Regions from separate parts of the Mus musculus genome. Here region 2 is linked to region 1. The links are chromatin loops, found by intact Hi-C in ENCODE. Cell type or tissue: left cerebral cortex. All regions are shown on one strand. Links, peaks and the distances in the headings refer to the core of each region. The heading gives the core; the rest is flanking DNA.

Region 1 (11,566 bases), core at 2,233-10,232:
CTCAGCAGAGCCCCTACTATGATCACTGACTTGGGGACCATGGCAGGGCTCCTCGGCCTGCCTGCTGGGCCATCTTTTACAGGAAACTCTTCCTAGCTACCCATTGTCTGTCCCTAGAACCTTGGGCATGTGGGCATGTGCTTGGGTCCGCTATGTCGTCTAGGAGTACAGACTCCTCTGTGGTTGCCTCGTGGTTCCCGGGTTGGACATGAGTTTCCCCCGTAAGAGCACAGGGTGGCTGTGGCTGCTCAGTCCTTCCTAAGGCTGGGCGCTGTCGCTGTCCTCTGAACTGTGCCTCTCATTTGGGGTTAGGAGGGTTCCCTTTTCCTGCTCTAACCTTGACAGTTCGGAGCACCTAAGATAAAAAAAAAGTGTTGAGTGTTTTCTGGTGTTTTGTGTTTCTCTAAGGCCTTTGAGCCTTAGCTTTCTGGTTTTTCTTGCCTCCCAATTTAGGGATCGTCTCAGTTGTATCTGGTTATTTGGCCAGCCCTCAACCTCCTCTAGTTTGGATCCAAGGGCCCTGTATGTATGAGGAGTAAAGTAGTTGTGGGGGTGCAGACAGGACTTCTGCTAAGCCTTGGGGCTGTTAACAGCACCATGGACCTCCAGGGCCTGAGGGGCCGCTTTGCCAGTGTTTTAACAAGTTTATGTTTTCTTATGGAGTGGCTTACCTTTCAGAGTAATCACACCCAGCTGACCATCCCCTCAGCCTCCGGGCTGCTGCCTCCTTAAAACAGAGCTTCCTGGTTGGTTTCCACCCTGTTATCGGGAGCCCAGCCTCCATGCTCACGGGTATTTTTCTTCGTAAAGTTTATAAAGTTATTTATATGACTCTTTGTTAAGTCGACTGGTTTGTATTGCCTATTTTGATTACAGAATAAAACATTTAACAAACACTCCGGTTTCCTAGTGCCTCCCAGCGTCCCCTGCCAGCCTGCCTGTGACTCTTTTGAAGTGAGTTTAGGCAGATCCAGTGTGGAGGCTCAGTCTTCCCACTTCTGCTCTGGGTGGCGACAGATTAGTCTCTGCCCACACTCCTGTGTTGCAGAGAGCAACCGCCGCCAGTTGTCACTACAAAGTTGCACACCTCTCAGAGGTCAGCAGCTTCTGGGTTTCTGTGGCTTTGAGGAAATGACTTCCCCAGAAGCAGACAGGCAGTTTGCCTCAGCAGGCAGCAGAATTGTGTTGTTCCTGCGCCATTATTTATGTAGCCCCAGGTCTACTCTTGGGGCCTATAGTGAACCTGACAGAGCTTGATCCACAGTTGGAATGGGTGCTGGACTCTCTTCCATCTCATTAGCTGAATTCTTAAAGTTCAAAGATGTGGGGTGTCATTTGCAATGTAAAGGTAGAGTTAAGTTGGGATCACCCCAAAAATAGCTGTGCCAAGGGCCAGTGCAAGCCAGGTTAAGTCGGGGCACCAGCCTTTGACTCCGCACACTAGCACGCTCGCTGTCCCGCAGCCTACTTCCTCCCCCTGGCTCCTGAAGGGTGTGAGCCGCTCCCCCACCCCCTCGCTTACAGCCACCACCCCTTTCTTGTCTGAGCCTGTTTGAGTGGAGAGGTGCTTTAGAGAAAATGTCCTGGCTGCACTGGCCCTCCCCGCCCTCCAGCGCCCCACCACAGCTTTCCCCCCGGCCCTTGCTGTCTAAGCTTGCGAACTGACCCGCCTTCCAAAGTTCCATACTGAGCTGTGCTATTAAGAGACCGGGAGACCTGGGTGGCACTGCTTTGGCCACTGAATGTACACAACCCGGGTAGACTGGGGAAAGCTTTTAACTGAACCGGTCCGCCTGCCTTCCCAGCTTTTTCTGCCTTTTAGCCGGTCCCCAGCATGGGGCTGAGGGGGAAGTGGGGGAGCCAAGTAGCTGCAGAGGACAGGGGTCCTCCCGGCTCCAGGCCACGGAGCAGGGCGGGGTCATGCAGGCCCCGCCTTACCCGCCTGCGCAGCTCATTGGTCCCGAGAGCAGTGACTCGCGGGCGGAGCAGGAAGGAAACCGCTCCCAAGCGCGGCGGCGGCAGCGTAGTTCCTAGCCGTGCAGCTGCCGCTCCCACCGTCCCTCAGTTGGTCTGTGTCCCCCGCCTGCAGCATGAGTGGCCTGCGCGTCTACAGCACGTCGGTCACCGGCTCCCGAGAAGTAAGTGTGTGCCTGGGCCGGCGCCCGGAGAGGGTGGGCCGTCTCTGTGCTCCGACCAGCGCCCGGGAGCCGCCCCCACGATGGAAGCAGTGAGGTGCGGGGTATGGCCTCCCAGGTCTGGTCCAAGGGCTGGGCCCAGCCTGAACCCCCGCACCAAGGGCCCCTCGGCATCCCCAGCGTGAGCTGCCCACGCTCATTCCCCCAGTATAGGGCCATCCATTCTCTTGCACCAACCCCCGACCGCTTTAATCCCGCTTCCTCTCCACTGTGCGGCTGTGGAGGAGGAGATGTGTCTTGTAGAGAGGGCCTGCCCCTCGCCGAGTCTAGCTTCCCTGTCATGCACAGAACTTGCCCGTCTTCTTTCTGAAACTCTAGTAGTTTACCTGTCTATCCTTGGACCCTTCCCATCCCTTAGTGGCCAGAACCTCCCCTCAGAGTGGGCAGGATAGAAGCTGTTGCTCACACCCGAAGGAATTCCTCCCACAAATCCTTCAGCTTGCCTGCCAACCCTGTCAATCCTCCGCCCCTAGATCAAGTCCCAGCAGAGTGAGGTGACCCGCATCCTAGATGGGAAGAGGATCCAATACCAGCTAGTGGACATCTCCCAGGACAACGCCCTTCGAGATGAGATGCGAACCTTGGCTGGCAACCCCAAAGCTACCCCACCTCAGATTGTCAACGGGAACCACTACTGTGGGGTATGGGGTTTGGGTTCTGGGAGGTGTTGGAGGACTGCAGCCAGGGTCAGACCTGGGCAAACAACTGGGGTGCCCTGCACCTCGACTCAGGTGACTGCCTCCCTTCCTCAGGACTATGAACTCTTCGTGGAGGCCGTGGAGCAGGACACACTGCAGGAGTTCCTGAAGCTGGCCTGAGTCAGGATGGCCACCGATCCTATCCAGCTAGCTCTTCACCAGGCCTTGTAACCAACTCCTTGTCGTCCTAATCTGCAAACCCAGACCCAGACCCTTTCCGCAGCCGCCTCCTCTTCCTCCAGAGGCAACATTCCTTATTCACCAACTAGTCTCAAAAGATTGTCTTAAGCCCTGACGATGGCTGTCCCCAGCCACACCTTGGGGCATCCTCTCTGCCTGGCCCTGTCTGATGAGCATTTCTGTTGCTTCCATCAGCCAGAGCTCTGCCAAAGGCCCCGCATCCCCATCCTAGGAGTGCCCTAGAGACAATTAAATGTCCATTCCTCTGGTGCTGACTGCTTGTGGTGTCCGGGTCCCTGCCTGGCAGAGGCAGATAGTTCTGGTGGTGTTTGGACTGTCCCAGGGCTGCCGCTGCGTGTGCGTGTGCATGTGTGTATGTGTGTGGAACACATGGCTGGCTGGCAGCACATGACCATGATGGCTGAGTCACCCTGTTTCCCATGTAGGTTCTGCTGTCTGCCTGCCTGCCTGCCTGAGGGTGGCTGCCCCCGGGCTGCCTCCCGTGTTGGAGCTGACTGATTCAGTGTAGGGGGGTGATGGGGGCGTGTACAGCTGCAGCAGTATTAGATTGGGTCCATGGGGGTAGTTGTGGCACTGGTTTTGTGCACACTCTGGAGAAAGTATCCATGTGAGCTTGTGGATCTACATGCATCTGGTTGTCTTCAGAGGCCTCGCCCCCATTGAGGCTCCCCTGACCCAGCTGAGACAGAGAATGTCAGCCCAGCTAGGGCTGGCCACTCCCTCCACTGGATTCACTTAGTACAACTTGGAGAACAGGAACCCAGGGGACAAAGAGTCAGTGGCTATGCCGGCTGGGGCTCCAGTTATAGGCCTGAGCATCTCTACCACCCCCTCCCTACAGTTACAGGCCTAACCCCTCTCTGGAGAGCCTTGTGAAGCTTATGTCAGGGGCGGCACTTTATTCAGGGCAGTGAGCCTGGGCGGGAGATGGGGTTCGACAGCAGGGCTCTGCGGGTCCGCAACAGCAGCGTTGCATTGGGAACCAGGCCTGCGGCCTGCAGAGTCACTGTATCGTCCTGGTAGACCGTGGGCGGGAAGGTGCTCAAGATCTCAAAGGCAGCTGAATCCATGTCCCTGGATGGCCAGCAGAGTACATCAGGCCAGGCCGTGGAGCCAGGAACTCCCTGCAGCCCTAGTCCTGCCCTATACCCACCTGGCCTGTGCTAAGAGTTTCCGCACGTCGCCAATGGTATCCTCAGGCCACATCATCAGCAGGAAGGCCTGCTCTCCGTTCTCGGACTTGATGCGAAGCATGGAGAGCAGAGGCATTGGCATGTCAGGTGACTCCTGGCTCCTGCAGATCCAGAGGCCTTCAGCGCTCCCCAGCTCCCTGGTCCTTTCCTCTCCGCCCTGCTCCCATCTCTCTGCCTCGCCCTCACCTCTGCCGCTCAGAAGCCAAGGCAGGTGTCTCCACTATGATCTCCTGGATCCGGGCAGGCATTGGGCAGCAGTTCTGGAAGGCAGCCATGGAGAGTGGCTGGAGCCTAGGTCTCACCTAAATCATTCCCTCCGCCCTCAGGGAGGACTGGCTCATCTCTGAGCAGGGATAGATGGGACCAGTGAGCTAAAGAGCTGAGGTGTTCTGTGTCAGCTGAGGCCCAAGAAGAAAAGAAAAGGAAAGGAGGCTCTGGACGGTGACATTGTCATTCTCCAAGTCCAGCGTGGGAAACAAGCCCGCCCAGATGGTGGCCAGGCTTGGGGCCCTAACCTAGCCTGCAGTCATCTGAAAGGGAACAGAATTGAGGACATTCCCTACGGTATGATCACCCTGACCCACAGGAATATGAAAGGAGGGGTCTAGTTGGGAAACTGCCAGCCGTTGACAGCTCTTGAAGCAAGGAAGCAAATCAGGCGGACAGGAAGGAAAAGTCAGATAGAGAGGGTAGTGTCACAAAATGGGTCTTCAATGCCAGGACAGTGACCTTGGTTTTCTCCAAGAATCCCCAGACAATGCCAACAGAGAAAGCTGTTGGGGCACATGGCTGGTACGGGAAGAAATGAAGCAGGAAGGCCGGCCCAGAAAGGGCATCTGTGAGATACTGGAGCCTAGGTATGGGCAGTGCGCTGCAGGGAGGACCTCAAGGGGTGGCCAAACTGGACAAGGCAGCAAAGGGCAAAGGAGACGGATGTCAGGAGGCATGCGGCTTGACACCCACTTTTTGGTGGGGAGACTTGGGAAGGGAAAATGGGAGTGAAGACAGAAGACAACTGCATCTGAAAGGCTTGCGGGACATTAGCCAGGCGCACCTGGGCCAAGCTCTTCCAGAACACGCGGGACCTGGGCCTTAGGTCCACAGGCTCACCCCCTCAGTTGTAGCCACCAACCAAGTTGTCCTGTGGGTGGCGGGGTACAGAGTCCTCACCAGCTCCACAGAGACATGATTTAGTTCTGAGGGTCTCCTTGCCTCTGGCAAGAGACTGTAGGCTGAGCCAGGGCTGATGATAAAAGTCCCCTGCAGAAGGCTGCTGGGTAATTAGGGCTGGCCTCACCTGCAAGGTGTCCCTGATGGGGCCCCGGATGTCAATCACCTCGCCTTGTCGGATTATACACTTGGGAAGCCTGTTCAGGAATTGTTCAGCAGTCATCCTGGAGCCTGCAGGGAGGGCATTGGGAGCCTTGGCCCAGGAGGAACTGTAAGTGCTGGGAGAGGCCACCTGGAGCTTGCTCTGCACAGCCCCCCAGCCAACCTTGGGGTCCCGCTTACCTGAAGTCTCCTCCACCCTGTCTGTGACCTTGCGCATTTTCTGCCGGCCCACCACACGACCCTCACCTGGGAATTGGCCCAGACCATCCTCTGGGTAGATCTGATTTCGCAGGTCACTTACCTGACAGGGAAAAAGGGCCACAGAAGTGGGGAGCCCAACTCTTCAGCCCTGAAACCTCACCCCCATTCCTGCTTGCCCAGAGGTCTCAAGAACCCAAGGGATGATCTAAGAGCACCCCAGTTCACACTCAGGCCCTATTTATGCAAGCACCCTTCTTACTCATACTAGCTGAAGGCATAGTACTGAAGACCCCCTCCCCACTCCACTGGGGGTCTGAATGTCAGGAGAGGGCAGAGCTGCTGCTCCGGTCTGGTCTGCAGTTCCCACTCCATCCCTGCAGGTCACCACAGCTGCTCGGTCAAGGCATAGTCTCAAGGCTTTCTTCACAGCCACCTCAAAAACCCCCAGTCATGACTCACGCTATCTTGTGCATCATGACAGCACACACCCTCGCTGTGGAGATAACCCGCCTCTGGAGCCTGCTGCTTCCTGCTCCCCACGAGGACAACCTTCATCCCACTCAGCCCTGGCGACAGATGGGCTCATCTCCTGTCCCTGCAGCCCAGCCAACTCTGCCTCTTCTCGGCGTTTGCAACTCATGCCCTGCCTTCTACCCGAACCACGTGGCTTCAGAAGCTTGTAGGGGAAACTAGGCCCACTGCGCATTACAGATCCCTTGGCAGTTGCGCTGTTAAGGTGCCCTGAATGCTGGGAAGGGTGGGCAGAATGGTGGTCCCATTGGCAATGTAGTACCTTCAAGATGCCAGCAGAGGGCACTGTCAGCTGCTCAGCTTGGGGGAGCCTCGTGGCCTCCTCACTGCGGTCCCAGCTCCCCCTCCTGCAGGGCATCCTGGATGGGTGGGTCCCTTGCGTGGATGGCTCCCTCTTAGGAAGGCTATTTCCCTGAGGAAACTATTAACCCCACTCTCTCCAACACTGCACAGGGAAAGGGTGGGTTGAGAACTGCTGCTTACCTTAAAGGGGACTCCATCAGGATACAGCCTCTGCAGCTCTGAGGGAAAGAAGCCATCCAGTATGTCCCGGAGGCAGCGCTGCAGGGGAGTGAACAGGTGAGGCCTCTGCAGCCATCTATGTCATGCCATGCCATGCCAAGCCTGCTACCTGTTTAGTTGGCAAGCCATAAACATCATATTCTGGAAATACTGGGAGCTCTGAGATTGGAGGGGTGGGACCTGTGTTTTCTGTGGAGGGCACGCTCTCGCAGTGGCACCCCACCATGTCTAAGCAGGCGTGAGTGTGAGTAGGCATGGACCCAGAGCTCCATCCTACCTGCGTGGAGGGATCGTAGAAGGGCCGGAAGGGCCCATCAAACATCATAATGCCATTCCGGTAGACCTTCAGCGGGATGGGCTCTAGGGTACGGAACCGAGCCCCACCAGGCACCGGAGTCACCTGGGCCTCTCCCTCCACCAGCTCACTCAGATCCTGTAGACTGGCCATCAGTTTGTCAAAGTCCACCTCGGGGGGCACAAAAGAATCCCCTGGCAAAAGGGATAGATGCCCATGAGCCTCTGTGGCTGCTGTGTGCCCTGGCAGCTCTGGGCCCTCCCACATTGAGCAGAGGTTTCACCACACTAGCTAACAATGGCAGCTATTGGATACTTACTTTGAACTTTGTTTTTTTGGGTTTTTTTTTTTTTTTGGTTTTGTTTTGTTTTTTGTTTTGTTTCCAGACAGGGTTTCTCTGTGTAGCCCTGGCTGTCCTGGAACTCATTTTGTAGACCAGGCTTGCCTCGAACTCAGAAATCCACCTGCCTCTGCCTCCCGAGTGCCGGGATTAAAGGCATGCGCCACCACGCCCAGCTTACTTTAAACTTTTTATTTACCTTGAACTCCTGATGCTACCTCCACCTCCCAAGTGCTAGTATTACATGTGTGTCACCACACCTAGCGGGACACTTGCTTTGGGTCAGGGGCTTACTATCCATCATCCCATTTCTTCTGCTTATGACCGATCCTACATTGTAAGGGTTATTCATATTCCTTCACATTTTCAGAGATGGGAACTGAGGCCAGAGAGTGTTGGGCACTGGGCTGGCAAAGCTCCCAGCTCTGGATCAAAGCTTTCACGGTTCAAATCCCAGCTCCTGCACTTCTTCCTGGCTGGCCTTACCACAATGTTCTGGGTGGCTCTAAGGCGCCAAGGAAGTGGCCGCATGAGGGCTAACTTGGAACAGCCTGAACTGTTCCAAGTTCATCAGCTCTACCTTGTACAAATGTTCCTCAGGCCAACCCCAAGGCTGGGAGGCAGGGGCTGTTTAACCTCTACTTGATTCATGAGGAAACAGCATTAGAAAAAGGAAAGGTGACACACCCCAGGCCACCTGGCAGGCTGGAGAAAGTAGAACCCAGACGCATCATCAGGGAGGGAGGGGAAGGGTGGGGACAGATGGCTCTTAGGATGTGGGGGCAGCTGCTGACCAGATGGTTACAGACTCTTGAGCATCTGCCAAGGTTCTGGACTCCTCTGGAAACTGCTGCACACGTGGCCCTGCACAGTTCTAGGGGCGGAGAGGGAGAAACCAGGACACTCAGGAAGGTGCCATAAAAGGATGGCAGGCAGAGGGGTTGCTGGCCAGCTTCTGTTAAATGCCCCAGGGCTGGAGAGGTGGCTCAGCGATTAAGAGCACTGACTGCTCTCCCGGAGGTCCTGAGTTGAAATCCCAGCAACCACATGGTGGCTCACAACCATCTGTAATGGGACCTGATGCCCTCTTCTGGGGTAGCTGAAGACTACTGTAGTACTACAGTGTACTTATGTATAGTAATTTATAATTATGTATAATAATAAGTAAATCTTTGAGCCAGAGCAAGCAGAGACTGAGCAAGTGGGGCCAACCGGAGGGAGCAGGGTTGACTGGAGTGAGCAGAGGTCCTAAAATTCAATTCCCAACAACCACATGAAGGCTCGCAACCATCTGTACTCACATACATAAAATAAATAAATCTTAAAACAACAACAACAAAAGAGGACAAGCATTCAGCAGACATGACTGTGAGCTTGCTGAGAGCTATTTTGTGGCAGGATGTAGGTCAGGGCACTGGGGATCTAACTGCTCGCCCCCAAGTGGAAGTACAGGTGGAGGGGCTGTTTCCTGCTGTCTCTGCAGCTGCTGAGCTGTAGGCCCTCCCTCAGCCCTCCCTTCTCCCCGGCACTGGCTACTCTCTGAAAGGCTATGCCTGCTCCTCCTGCCACTGGGCTTCCCTGTTGTGTGACCACCAACAGTCCGCTGTATTGCACCTCCTGCCCCACAATGATACTGACATGAGTTTTCTTTACAATGACTTCAGGAACTGGCCCCGTACCTCTTCCCACAACTAAGGAGAGTGAGGTCTAAGCCTGCTATCTAAAACAGGCAACCTCAGCGCTCCAAGGCTTAGGGAGAGCCACAGGGTGGGTAATGAGGCAAGGGGACAGATGGAGTCCCTGGGATGGTACTAAGAAATACTGATGGCAAAAGTTTGCCTCAGAATACTGGCCTGGAGGACAGGGGCTATGGACCCATGTGGCAGAGCATTTAGATAGAAAAGAGATGTGGAGGAAGACAGCAGAGAGACAGGACATTTAGTGAAGTGGGAACTGGTCTGCTTTCTGCCTTGAAAAGGACATCTAGCCCTGGCCAGGAGAGGACAGAGTAGGTAGAGTGGGCTGGGCTGCCACTGGGTCAATGGACAGGCGGGAGAGACTGGGCACCTGCGGAGGCAGCACAGCTCCATGGAGAAACATTCAGGAAGTAGGGCAGGTTGAGCCTGCTATGGCCAGCCCAGGGCAGAGATAAGTCAGAGAGCACTCGCCAAACAGCCAAGGTTCAAAAGAAACCTTCATTTGGAGAAAACTGTAGCCTGTAGCAGGAGCTTCCACACAAGACAGTATAGGCCAAGAAGCCAGCCTTGTGTTGGCTCAAGCTAACGGAGAGACATGTCCCTTTTGTGGCATGAGCAGGTTAAGAACCCTGACCTGAGCTGGGCGTGGTGGCACACGCCTTTGATCCCAGCACTTGGGAGGCAGAGGCCAGCCTGGTCTACAGAGTGAGTTCCAGAACAGCCAAGGCTATACAGAGAAACCCTGTCTCAGAAAAAAAAAAAAAAAAAAAAAAAAAAAAGAACCCTGACCTGGCCTCAAGATCATGTCAGTGGACCTGACTTAATGGCCCTTGGAGGCCTTGTGAGGTACCATGCTCCAGGTCATGTGAGCCCTACAGGACCTACGTGACTCACTCAGCTCTATGTAGGTAGCAGCTGCCCAGTGGTGGCACTTGGGAAACAGCTACTTAGGACCCCTTTCTAGGAAGGGTCACAGTGTGAGGGAAGACCTCTGAGACTTCGTGTCACTTTAGGAGTTTTTGTTTTAAGACAGGTAGCCCACACTGTGAGGATGAACCTTGAACTCTTGACTTTCCTTCCTCCCCCTCCCAAGTGCTGGCCTGACCTCTCTCCTTGACTCTTTCTTGGCCCTGCAAGGCCACACAGCCAGGGCTGCTGCTTGTGAGCTCTGTAGGCTGGGACAAGCTTCTAAGCTTCCGAGTCGTAACTTCCTCTTATGTAAAAGGTGGACAAGAGCAGCCCCGAAGCTCAGAGGGTGGCTGCTGTTGTCTGTCCCAACTTACTTGGCCTCAGGCTACCCCATGCACTCCTGCCTGGTTCTTTTGCTCCTGGCCCTGGTCACACATTCTCGCCATTTTGGGTATGATCATTTGCCTTCCAACTACTCTGGGCACTTTTTAAACACCAGTTAGAGCACTGAACCCTAGCCTGGCTTGGGGGGCAGGGGTACCCCCAGAAGCATGTGCTGACCCAACTGTCCACCCCTGGAGGAGCAGTGTGGTTCTGCTAGGCTCAGAAAGTCCTGCCAGCGCCCTCCCGGAGTCCCCTCCCCTCGGGCTCATCCCTAGAGAAGTCAGGGTGCCAAACAGCAATGGTAGATACCCAGAGGCCCTGTGTGTTCTGCACAGCCCACAGCAGGCACAGGATGAGCGGCGCCCCCTGCAGGCTTGTTGGAAGGATGACTGGCTACTTTGGGGCTGGATTGGAGATGGTCCACCTCTCAGCCTCTCGCATCAGAAAACAGCCATTGTTACCACAACTCTGCGAGCCAGGCCTACCCCAGCCACTTCCCTGCTCGCATGTGCTCTGAGCCTCTGGGTAGTTCCCGAGCACACCCTCAACCTGGACAGGTTTGTCCTGATGCCTGCAGCTCTCACCCTGACCTCTGCAGTCCAGCTTGGGGCTGTTCTGGGGGACTGATTGTCCCAGTTCCCCAGGTGCCATAGCCTTCCTTGTGCCAAGCACTGTACTGCATGCTCCTGGGTGTCACCAGGGGACGAGACAGTGAGTTCAGAGCCTGCTGGCTGCCCCCTAGAACATGTAGCCTGAGCCTTTAAACCCCTTGTTCCAGCACTGCTCTTCCCATGAGACACTGGCACAGCTACGGCAGCAGCCCCAGTGTCTGTGGGGATCTGCTGGAGGGGCAATGTCAGGATAAAAGTGAGTTTGGGGGGGAAGCTCGCCTACCCAGGACTAGGCCAGGGCAAATCAAGCAGGGCTGCCAATATGGCCTCTTGACCTAGGAATGTGAGAAGCACCAGGGCAGGGGCTTGGGCCGGAGGCTAGGGTGGGGGTAGGGATCTAGTAAGAGACAGGCGGGCGATGTGGAGGAAGGGTGGGAATTTGAGGAAAGACAGGAAA
Region 2 (11,566 bases), core at 1,509-9,508, 89 kb after region 1:
TTCATGTACATGAAATAAATTAATATTTTTTAAAAAGAGAGAGAGAGAGAGAAAGGGGATTCGTGATGGCTACAGTGGGGCAATAGAAACTGCTTCTTTTGATACACACAGAGGGACAGTGTACCTAGAAAGTCACCAAGCTTCATTCATGCATATGAGGGCAACATGGGTAACTCCATGATGTTACACCTAGAAAGAGAGAGAGTTGGGGGGTGGGAGTGGGAGAAGCAAGGAGTGGGGGAGGGGGAGGAGGGAGGGAAGGAGGAAGAAAGAAATCACCTTTCTGTAACATAAAAAGCAGTCCCTGGAACCAAAGCCATGATTCAATGGTTAAGAATGATGGCTGCTCTTCCAGAGGACCCCGGTTTGATTCCCAACACCTCTGGCGACATAAACCATCAACTCCAGTTCCCAGAGATATGACCCCCCTCTTCGGACCTCCGTGGGCACCAGGCACACACCCAGACGCATAAAATGAAACCCATCTTTAGAAAACATTTTAAGCCAGGAGTGGTGGCACACCCCTTTAATCCCAGCACTTGGGAGGCAGAGGCAGGCAGATTTCTGAGTTGGAGGCCAGCCTGGTCTACAGAGTGAGTCCCAGGACAGCCAGGGCTATACAGAGAAACTCTGTCTCAAAAAAAAAAAAAAAACCAAGAAAACAAAACAAAAAAAAGAAAGAAAGAAAGTAAACATTTTAAAGTCATTGAAGTGGTGTTGGTCAGTGTGTGCTCAGTATGTAGAAAGCCCTGGGTTCCTTCCCCGCGTGCCATGGTTAATAATAAAAGATCGAGTTGGTGTTTTTGTTTTTTGGTTTTTTTTTTTTGTCAAATTGACATAGGCTAAGGCCATCTGGAAAGAGGGAATTTCTATTGAGAAGATGCCTCTAAAAGACTGGCTGTAGGCAAGTCGGGGAGCAGGTTTTTTCTTTCTTTTATTTATTTTTATTTTATTTATTTATTTTTATTTTGTTTTTTTGAGGCAGTATCTGTCTGTGTAGCCTTGGCTGTTCTGGAACTGACTCTGTAGCCCAGGCTGGCCTTGAACTCACAAACATCCGAGTGCTGAGAATACAGGTGTGAAGTGCCAGCACCTGGCTTAGGAGAGTTTTCTGGCTTGGTAGTTGACATATGAGGACAGGCCACTCCCCTCACCCCCACCCCCACCCCCACCCCTGGGCAGGTGGTCCTGAGTCAAACAAAAAACAAGACAAAACAAACCAACCAACCAAAAAAGCAGGCTGAGCAAGCCACAGGAGCAAATCAGTAAGCAGCATTCCCCCATGTCCTCTACCTCCAGGTTCCTGCCTCAATCTCCTGTCCTGACCTCCCCAGTGATGGAGTATGCTCAGAGCAATAACCCTAAGAAACCTTTCCCTTCCCAAATTGTGTTCGGTCACAGTGCTTTATCCCAGCAGTACAAAAGATAACTGAGACAGTGGTCTAGAGAGATGGCCCAGCAGTTAAGAGACTACACAATTACGGGAGAGAGACAGCATTCACTCAGACCCCACCACACACCTAGCAAGGTAGGTGTGCCATTACTGCCTGTGACACCCGCTCTGAGCAATCCAACACTGTCTTCCTGCCTCTGTGTATGTACAGAAGCACAGGCACTCAGTCACACACACAGGAGTAAACCACTAAAACAGTCACACACACACACACAGGAATAAACCACTAAAACAAAAGAAAAACCAGTCAGAGTGGTGGCGCACACCTTTAATCCCAGCACTCAGGAGGCAGAGACAGGTGGTTCTCCGTGAGTTCAAGGTTAGCTTGATCTACAGATCGAGTTCCAGGACAGCCAGGTCTGTATTAAAAAACCAAACCAAACCAAACCAAACCACTCTACTTGTTGAAAGTTTAGTAAAAATTGGATATTTATATAATGTCAATGACTGTCCCTATAAGATACTTAATTACAAAGAGGTAATAGTGGCTTGTCCTGGAGAAAGCTGGCAAACACCACCCCAACCATGTGACCCAAATTCAACCCCCCCCCAAATTCGGCAAAGTGGCATCATGTACCTTTTGGTGTGTATGAAGAAACACACATCACTTTGATGATATTCCTGCCAAGAAAAAGTAATTTGAATCTGATTATGAAGAAACATCAGACAAATCCAATTGAAGGATACCCAATCCTGGTTGCTCTTACAGAAGATATGAGATCAATTCCCAGTCCCCAATATAAGTGGCTCACAACCATCTGTAATCCCAGTTCCAGGAGATCCAACATCCTCTTCCAGCCTCCTCGGGCACCCTGTGCACATAGTGCAGAGACATACGTGTGGGCAAAACACCCATATACTTTGAAGAAAAACAAATATTTACTTTAAACTTACGTTACATCTATAAGTGTTATGCCAACATGCATATGTGTGTATCACATTCGAGATTGGTGCCTGCAGAGGTCAGAAGGGGCCATAAAGGGGAAATGTCTAGTTTCTTTGAAGACTCAGGTTCTAATGTTGTTTTGCTGGGGCAGACAGGTGGAAGAACATTTTGCTGAAGCAAACACAGATGAAAGGATGTTTTGCTAAAGCAGGCATGTGAAAGGACACCTGATATTAGAAAGAATATAAATATGACCCCGCAGACAGTGGGAGCTCAAGCTTTGGCTCACCTTGCTCCAACTCACAAGTCTTTGCTGTTGACATGCATGTATTGGTTCATTTTCCATTGTTGAGCTTCAATTGTTGTAACTTCATAGAAAGAAACTCACCAAATAACTTCTTGTGAGACTCCTGCAGCTTCTTGCTGCTTCTGAGGGACGTTGGATGATTGGCACGTCTCTGGGTTTCTTCTGGATCAAACTGCTGCTGCTGCTGCTGCTGCTGCTGCTTCGTGTGTGGTGTCAGCTAGTGGGGCTGCACTGAGAACAACGCAGATTGGAATCGCCCCAAAGAACGATTTCTAACCATGTCCACTTCCCCTGTGTCCTAATCACCTTTCTTTCCCACTCTCTCTGGTGGGTGGTGGGCTCGAGGGGAGGATGAACCCTTGTTGAAGTAGGTTGTGAGAAATACATATAGGGCCATCACCGAGGGAAGTCAGGACAGAAACCCAAGACAGGAACGTGAAGCAGACAGGCAAGGAGTGCTGCTGGCTCGCTCGCAGCTTCACATTTAGCTGGGTTTCTTGTACGTCCAGAGTCACCTGCTTAGAGAACATTGCCACCTGGAGTGCTCTGGGCTCTTCTACATCAGTTAGCTTGAGCAAGACAATTCCCTATAGGCATATCCACTGGCCAATCTGATCTGGGCAGTCCCTCAACTGAGGCTCCCTTCTCAGGTGACTGTAGGCTGTGTCAAGTTGACAGCTAAAGCTGACTGGGACCGATAGACAGCAGCTTGAGTCCTACAGAGTTACTGTGCACATACACACACACACACACACACACACACACAGAGAGAGAGAGAGAGAGAGAGAGAGAGAGAGAGGAACCTCTCCTGGGGTGTAGCTCATGGACCAGGTGCTTGCCTAGCAGAGATGGGAGAAGTTCATGGTTAGTATGGGCTACACTGAGAGGCCCTGCCCACCCCAGTGTGTGAGACCATGCCAACTCCAATGAGACAGGAGAGAGGATCTGGGAGACAGCCCAGTGGAAGAGCACTTGCCAAGCCCCATGAGGAGTGAGTTTAATCCCCAGAACCCACACAGGAGCTGGGCATGTACGCTTGTCACCTCCCTGATCATCCTGCCTAGCAAACTTCGGGCTCAGAGACAGACTCTGTCTCTCAGGAGTAAGGCAAAATGTGACAGAGGGAGGCACCCATGTGTTTCTCTGCTTTCTCACAGACACACAGATGGGCACAATACACACACACACACACACACACACACACACACACACACAGAGTGTGGGGTGTGGTATTCTAGTTCTTGCCCAGCCTGCTGTCCTCTTGCAGAACACTTGATAAACTGTTAGTCCTTTGAGACAGAAAAGGAAAAGAATTCAAGATCATAGACATGTGTCTCAAGTGAATGTGTACAAGTCTTAAATTTCAAAAAGCTGAAAAAGTCACAAATATTAAAATATATATATATATATATATATATATATATATATATAGAGAGAGAGAGAGAGAGAGAGAGCACCATCAAATATTACACTAATAATATTGTAGGTTGGCTCATTGCTCTGCCGTTTTCCAACTGGTTAGCTCCTGGCTATCTATCTACATGTTAAATTTCCAGTAGTAATTAAAATGTCATCCCGGCATTTCCTCCCAGGAAGGAGAGAGCAAAAGCCGGCGTTGAGAACACCTCTGATCTGTTCATTTCTGAGGAGTAGATTTGTGGTGCTTGGTTACTCAAGAAAAGCCTCCGGGATCAGCGGAGTGGGAGAAACTGCCAAGAAAATTGGATGGTGGAATGTTGAGGGACCTGGAGCTCCAGCTAGATGGATTCTGCAACAGAAAGGGCTCTGGCCCTCAGCGGAATTGGTCTTACCAGGCTTTGCCCACTCACCCCCATCTCCCTACTCTCCTTTGCCTCACCTTCGACCCCCACATAGGTGTCCCAAACCTCCTCCCACCACACACCACATAAGCACTTCTTCTTCTTCTTCTTCTTCTTCTTCTTCTTCTTCTTCTTCTTCTTCTTCTTCTTCTTCTTCTTCTTCTTCTTCTTCTTCTTCTTCTTCTTCTTCCTTCTTCTTCTTCTTCTTCTTCCTTCTTCTCCTTCTCCTTCTTCTTCCTCCTCATCACTTTCTACCTGGTCAAGAGTTAGGCCTCGGGGCTGGTGAGATGGCTCAGTGGGTAAGAGCACCCGACTGCTCTTCCGAAGGTCCAGAGTTCAAATCCCAGCAACCACATGGTGGCTCACAACCATCCGTAATGAGATCTGGCGCCCTCTTCTGGAGTGTCTGAAGACAGCTACAGTGTACTTATAATAAATAAATAAATCTTTAAAAAAAAAAAAAAAAAAAAGAGTTAGGCCTCTCTTAAGTCTCAGTTTAAAAATCTATTTCTCAGGAGTTTTGTGTGGTTTCTTGTCCCCAACATTAAATAGCTATACTTATCCATTCGCTGTCATCCTACCCTGCCTGTGCCACGAGGTCTGGAACTTTGTGTGTCTTTTTCACGCTCGTATTTTTCCAGTCCGCGCACTGGATCTGGTACCCAGTGCCTGGCACACAGTGGCACGCAGACCTTTTCAAAGGAATGAATGAACAAAAGAACTGGTGGCTAAGGAAAAGAGCCGTGTGGGGAGCGAGCGCCCCCTGCTGGACATCGAATGCCAACAGCCCAGAACAGCGTCACTGAGCTGGGAGGCGTCGTCTTGGGAACCCTCACCTCAGGATTTAGGCCGGTTCTCCTTGATCAACTCTAGGATCACTCTCCTCCCAACCTCGGTATCTATCTAGTCCTGACTTCCAATTGTTTGGCTTTTATCCCCACCCTCCCCCACTCTGCAGACTGCTTTGGCCCAAGCTCCAGCGACCACTGTCCAATTCTACCCACAATTAGTATCCCTCCCTTCTGGACCTTTAGCTTTGAATTAGAATAGGACCAGATTCTTCCATCGATCCTCTCTCTCCCTCCTCCCTAATCAATCAATCAGAGTGATTGGCTGAGGCACTGGGGTGGGGGGTGGGGGAGATACAAGGGGCAGCAGTATGTGAAGTTGGTTGGGGGCGTAGAGTGTTTTTGTTTGTTTTTGGGTTTTTTTTTTTTTTCCTGAAATAAGAGCCTTCTGGCAGAATAGGGACTAAAGGTGCGTTGGTTTGGGGGGAAGGGAGGATAATGAATGAAGAGTCTCCTGTGCTGAGATATTTAGACAAAGGTGAACTCGGAGTTGCCAGATACTGGTTTTGCCTGAAGAGTCAGTTTATCCCAATACCCTGGTTTATGCACTCCAAGTGCATCTAGAGGGGAGGGGCTCTGAAGAGGAGCCAGAGCAGGGTCAAGGGGAGATAGAGGTCCTCGCTTCCCCAGCAGGAAGGATGGTAGAAGAGGCCACAGTGTCACTCCATGTGGGTCTCACCCCTACCCCCACCCCCACCCCACTATACCCCCAATCAGACAGAATTGTGGAAAAGCGATGGTCACTTAACCACCCCGAGTCCTGCTAGTTCTTCTGAGCACTTTGTTGTTGCTGGTGAGCTAAAGGGGGCTGATGCCAAAGTCCAGCTTATTGATCTCTGGCCCAATAGGTCAGCTGCAGGGCCAGGAGCATGTTGCCACTGTGGGAGGTGGAAGGGACCCCAGGACACTGGGGATGGGCCGCAGGCTGATTGTCACATCTGAGTCCTGGACTCTCCATGTTCTTATACACTTCTTCCTCAATCCTGCCCTGATGGCGTGTCTCATGATAAACTGATGTCGTGTCTCACAATAGACTTTGGGTATCTGGACTTTGAGGTGTCTAGGGAGCAAAAAGCTGGGCTTCCAGGGATTAATTTACAGCCACCTCACCCACAGGACAAAGCCCTGGAAATCCATGATTTCTGGTTTCCTAGAATTCAGGGAGATAATGAACGTACTTCACACTTGCAAAGGCACTGATGATGGAGAAGGCTCCAAACCCATACTCAGGGGAGATTGCAGAGTCTGAGTACAATCTGCTCTGCGGCTTTCAGTGAGCCACCGAGCCACCAAACCTTTAGGATCTTGGTGCTCTCATCCATAAGAAGAAAGGACTAAACCCCAGAACTCTAAGATCTGATCTGATTTTATTATCATCATTACATTTACTTATTTATTTGCTCTGTGTGTGTGTGTGGTATGTGTGTGTGTGTGTGTGTGTGTGTGTGTGTGTGTGTGTGTATACCCACTTCCTAAAATACATGTGGAGATCAGAGAACAACGTGAAAGAGTTAGACAACTCCATCATGTGGATCCTAGGGATCGAACTCAGGTCATTAAGCTTAGCAGCAAGCACCTTTACCCGCTGAGCCATCCCCTTCAGCACACATCTGATTCTAAGGAAGGCTGAGAGGGGTGAGGTAATAAAGTAGGTTAGGTTAGGAGACGGCAAAGGGAATTCTTGAAAGTAAAAATGTAGATCCTAATTGTGGCCATCACTAACTGTGGGAACTTAGACGAACCATACATTTCTCCACTCGGCAAATAGATAACAAGGAATTACAGCAAGTCTTGGGCTGGATCTTCATATGCAATACAAACACAGACCCTACCTTCTTGAGTATATTCTAATAGTCACTGGGAAAGAAAAGTAGGCAACTAGAATGGAGTCAGGCAAGTATCCTGTCCTAGAAGCGCACAGAACTGAAAGAACCCTGGGCAAAGGTGAGGGGTGAGATAAAGCGGTCCCTGAACAGATGAAGTAACAGCTTTGTCGGAGCCTAAAATATGAATGGTGGGCAGGTGTGGTGGCTCATGCCTGTCGTCCCCACACTTGCGAGGAGGAAGCAGAATTAAAGAGAGAAGACTCAGCTGGCAAAGGTGCTACACTGCGCAGAGCCTCCCAACCCAAGTTCAGTCTGCAGAGGTGGCATCACAAGGTTGTCCTCTGACTTCACATGCATGTCCTTATGTCCCACGTACGCTAATGATGATGATAAGAGGGCTGCAGAGATGGTTCAGTGGTTAAGAGCACTGGCTGCTCTTCCAGAGGGGCTGAGTTCAATTCCCAGCACCCACATGGCAGCTTACAACTGTCTGTAGCTCCAATTCTAGAGGATCGGGCACCTTCAAACATATATGCAGGCAAAACACCAGGGCACATAAAATAAATAACTCCTTAAAAAAAAAAAAAAAAAAAAGAAAATACCCGGGTGTGGTGGTGCACGCCTTTAATCCCAGCACTCGGGAGGCAGAGGCAGGTGGATTTCTGAGTTTGAGACCAGCCTGGTCTACAGAGTGAGTTCCAGGACAGCCAGGGCTGTACAGAGAAACCCTGTCTCGAAAAACCAAAAAAAAAAAAAAAAAAAAAAAAAGAAAAAAAAAGAAAGAAAAGAAAGGAAGGAGGGAAGAAGAAAAAAGAAAAGAAAAATAATGACGAGCTAATAAAATGAATTTTTTAGAAAGAATTCTGAATCAGGAGGAGTGAGTGCCCCAGTGTCAAGGACAATCTGGGCTACAGAGTGAGACTCTGTCTCAAACGTAAATAAAAGAGACGGGCTGGAGAGCCGGTACCAGGAGCATTTGTTGCTCTTACAGAGGGTCAGATCTGGGTTCAGTTCCCAGCACCCACCTGGTAGCTCACAATCAGCCTCCAGTTCCCAGGAGACCTAGAACTGACCTGCATGGGTACGAGGCATACACATACACTCACAAACGTAAAACACTCACATACCTAGAATATAATACATAAATCTAGTTTCTTACAAAAAGGCTGGAAGTACTGGTACTTACATTTAATCCCAGCACTTGGGAGGCAGAGGCAGGTGCCTATCTGAGTTTAAGGGCAGCCTGTCCAATATTCTGAGTTACAGGTTAGCCAGGCAAAGAGGAAAGGAGAGAGGTGGCAGGGGTGGGGAGTTGGGGCAAAGATGGAGGGGGAGGGAGAGAGAGAAACAACAATAAAGGAATAGTGAAGCTGAGCATGGTGTGTGTCTGTTGGAAGGCTGAGGCAAGACAATCAGAAGTCCAAGGCCATCTTTGGCTACATCGAAAACTAAAGCCAGCCTGGACTTCATGAAGCCCTGCTAAAGAAATAAAATACAACAACAATAACAACAGCGATCAACAAACTGAAAGTCTAGGAAATGGTTCTTTATGTAGAGCCAGGATCACAGGGAAATACCAGGAAGAGAGAGCCAAGGGTACTGGAGCGAGAGATTATTACTTATTCTCTTATTATTAGAAGGGATGGATAAGTCACGGAAGTAGAAGGGTGGAAATAAGGCATGGAACCAGGGTAGAGACCTGCCTCACCTGACCTAACTACACACACACACGTCCTGTTCTGGCAGCTGGGATTTCTAGATCTAGACAATAAATGGGAAATCACCTTGTGGTTGGAAAACCATTGCACAAGATAGTATGCAGCCATTCACAAGGCGGTCAGGGATCATGGAGATGGGAGCCAATTGAGATCGGCTTTGAGACTATTAAAACAAAAACAACTTGTCGGAAGCCACACAATTGGGGGGGACCAGGATTGAACTCAAAGCATGGTCTCCAACACCAAGTCTTGGCAGAGGACTCATCCTAAGGATGCCAGTGGGTAAAGTCTCCAGAGATCAGATTCAATTCCATGGAAGAAGCGACTGTCCTTCTCATTGCCAGAAGTCTGCTAGACGACGGTGGTCGCCAAGCCAAACCTACTTGGGCAGCACAGATGGCCTTATATCCAAGGCCTGTGGAACATGACCGTGAGCATCTCCAGTCCAGCCCGCTCCTCCTGACAGAACATGGGTGGGGACATCTGTGTGCAGAACCTCACAGTGCCACCAACTCTCGGTAGAGGCTGGAGGGAGAGTGGGGTCGCAGCACTATGCCTGTGTTTTCTCTGTGAGCCTTCTGAAACCACAGACACCCTGCAGTTAAAAGATGAAGAGAAGCAAAGGCCTAAATGTGTAGGCTAGTTTGGTTTTTTGTTTTGTTTTGTTTTGTTTTCTTGTTAACTTGTCACAAGCTAGAGTCACCTGGGAAGAGGAATCACAATTGAGAAAGTTGGCCTGTAGGCAGGTGTGGGAAGCCACATACGCCATTGCATTACAAGGTGACACTGGCTACTGCTGGCCACCATACATAAGTCTGGGTGAACAACCAATGTGTACATATGCAGTAAAGTTTTTCACCAAGTCACTGCCTGGCCCGGGCATGATAATGAGGCTCTGCAAGGTACTGAGAGAGAATAACCAATCAGAGGAGAGACATACAAATGAGGTATGATAATGAGGCTCAGTGATGTACTGAGAGAGAATAACCAATCAGATGAGGAATATGCAAATGAGATAGAATGCATAACCAATCCGGTGTGAGACATACCTCTCCTAGGCCTATATAAGCAGCACCAGTTCTGAGCTTGGAGTCTTTTCGCCTCTGCAATCAAGCTCTCCCAATAAGTGTGCAGAAGGATCCTGTTGTGGCGTCTGCTTTGCTGGCGAGTCAGGCGCTCACAAGAGGCAGGCCTCTAGGGCACCTTCTTGATTAATGATTTGTGTGGGAGAGCCTAATGGTCAGTGCCATCCCTAGGCAAGACAGTCCTGTATTGTATAAGAAAGCAGGCTGAGCAAGCCACGTGGAACAAGCCAGTCAGCAGTGACCCTCCATGGCCTCTGCTTCAGTTCCTGCCTCCAGGCTCCTGCCTAAAGTCCCTGCCCTGACCTCCCTCAGGGATGGAGTGTGGCCTGAGACTTATAAATTGAAATGAACACTTTCTTCCCTGAGTGGCTTCTGGTCACGATGTGTTATCATAGCCTTAGAAGACCCGAAACACGTGACATTTGATAGCCTTGACTCTGGGATGACTTACATGTGTTGTGGCTCCCCAGGAAATGTCTTGTCTCATAACACCAGGTGAGCCAAATGTTCTGACTGCTCCTCAAATACCCTGCTCTGTTCTAAACCCTTATCTCACTGTTTCTGTAAGGCTCTGCTCTCCCTGGCTTTCAAAACTATATTAGTGGTGCCTGCCTTTAATACCAGCACTTGGTAGAAAGAGACAGGCAGATCTCTGAGTTCGAGGCCTGGTCTAAAGATGGAGTTCCAGGGGGCTGAAGAGATGGCTCAGTAGTTAAGAACATCGACTGTTCTTCCAGATGTCCTGAGTTCATTTCCCAGGAACCACATGGTGGCTCACAACCACCTGTAATGGGATCTGACAACCTCTTCTGGTGTGTCTGAAGATAGCTATAGTGTATTCATATACATAAAATACATAAATCTAGCCAGGCATGGTGGCACACGCCTTTAATTCCAGCACTTGGGAGGCAGAGGCAGGCAGATTTCTGAGTTCGAGGCCAGCCTGGTCTACAAAGTGAGTTCCAGGACAGCCAGAGCTATACAGAGAAACCCTGTCTCGTAAAAACAAAACAAAAAAATTAATCTTTAAAAAAACAAAAACAAAAACAAAAACAAAACGGAGTTCCAGGACAGCCACAGCTATACAGAGAAACCTTGTCTTGATAAGCAAAAAACAAGAAAAATTCAAAATTAATTATATATACATAGATAAATTACATATATATATATACATATATATACATATATATATATACACACACATACACACACACACACACACATATATATATACATATATATATATGTAAAACAAAACTCTATACAAGGTCTAAGTCAATGTTACACCTTCTTTGAAGCCCGCTATAACATGTAACACATGCGAGTGTCTACTCTGTGTCAAAATCACAATTTCATGTATTTGTGTTTATCCTTCTGTCTGCTGCACTAGTTTTAGCCCTGGTAAACACAGACAGGAAGATGTGAATATGATCTTGCAAATCTGTGGGAGTTTGAACAAGAAGGGCATCCATAGGTCCATATATTTGAAAACTTGATTTCTAGTCGCAGGAACTGTTTAGGAAGGATTAGGAGGTGTGGCCTTCTTGGAGGAGGTGTGTCATCACTGGAGTTAGGCTTTGAGATGTTGAAGGCCCATGCCATTTTTTATTTTTTTATTTTTTT

Evidence for each region. Peaks named below come from ENCODE experiments on the same cell type or tissue, not always from the same donor. Only the 100,000 strongest peaks of a DNase experiment are listed, where the experiment ranks them.
Region 2: it touches region 1 in a loop (12-fold over the local background); 17 of 42 quality-filtered maps call a loop at or near these places.

What each region holds. Positions count from the first base shown.
Region 1 is chr4:134,119,188-134,130,753 of GRCm38, reverse strand. Ubxn11 (UBX domain protein 11) reads right to left here. Exons shown (of 15, transcript NM_026257.3): 9 at 7,151-7,362; 10 at 6,835-6,912; 11 at 5,800-5,920; 12 at 5,585-5,688; 13 at 4,474-4,547; 14 at 4,248-4,388; 15 at 3,974-4,168. The coding sequence ends at 3,997. Sh3bgrl3 (SH3 domain binding glutamic acid-rich protein-like 3) reads left to right here and starts at 2,021. Exons shown (of 3, transcript NM_080559.2): 1 at 2,021-2,138; 2 at 2,669-2,836; 3 at 2,948-3,348. The coding sequence starts at 2,091. The coding sequence ends at 3,013. Cep85 (centrosomal protein 85) reads left to right here. Exons shown (of 14, transcript NM_144527.3): 14 at 1-896. In left cerebral cortex, for the core only: a CTCF peak has its summit at 6,618 (motif pointing right); DNase peaks (open chromatin) are centred at 4,031, 4,498, 6,388, 8,360 and 3 more places; H3K4me3 peaks cover 1,234 bases; H3K27ac peaks cover 5,016 bases.
Region 2 is chr4:134,029,808-134,041,373 of GRCm38, reverse strand. No RefSeq gene overlaps it. Among named protein-coding and RNA genes, the nearest start is that of Lin28a, 17 kb to the right of the region's middle. In left cerebral cortex, for the core only: a CTCF peak has its summit at 5,230 (motif pointing left); DNase peaks (open chromatin) are centred at 3,643 and 5,210.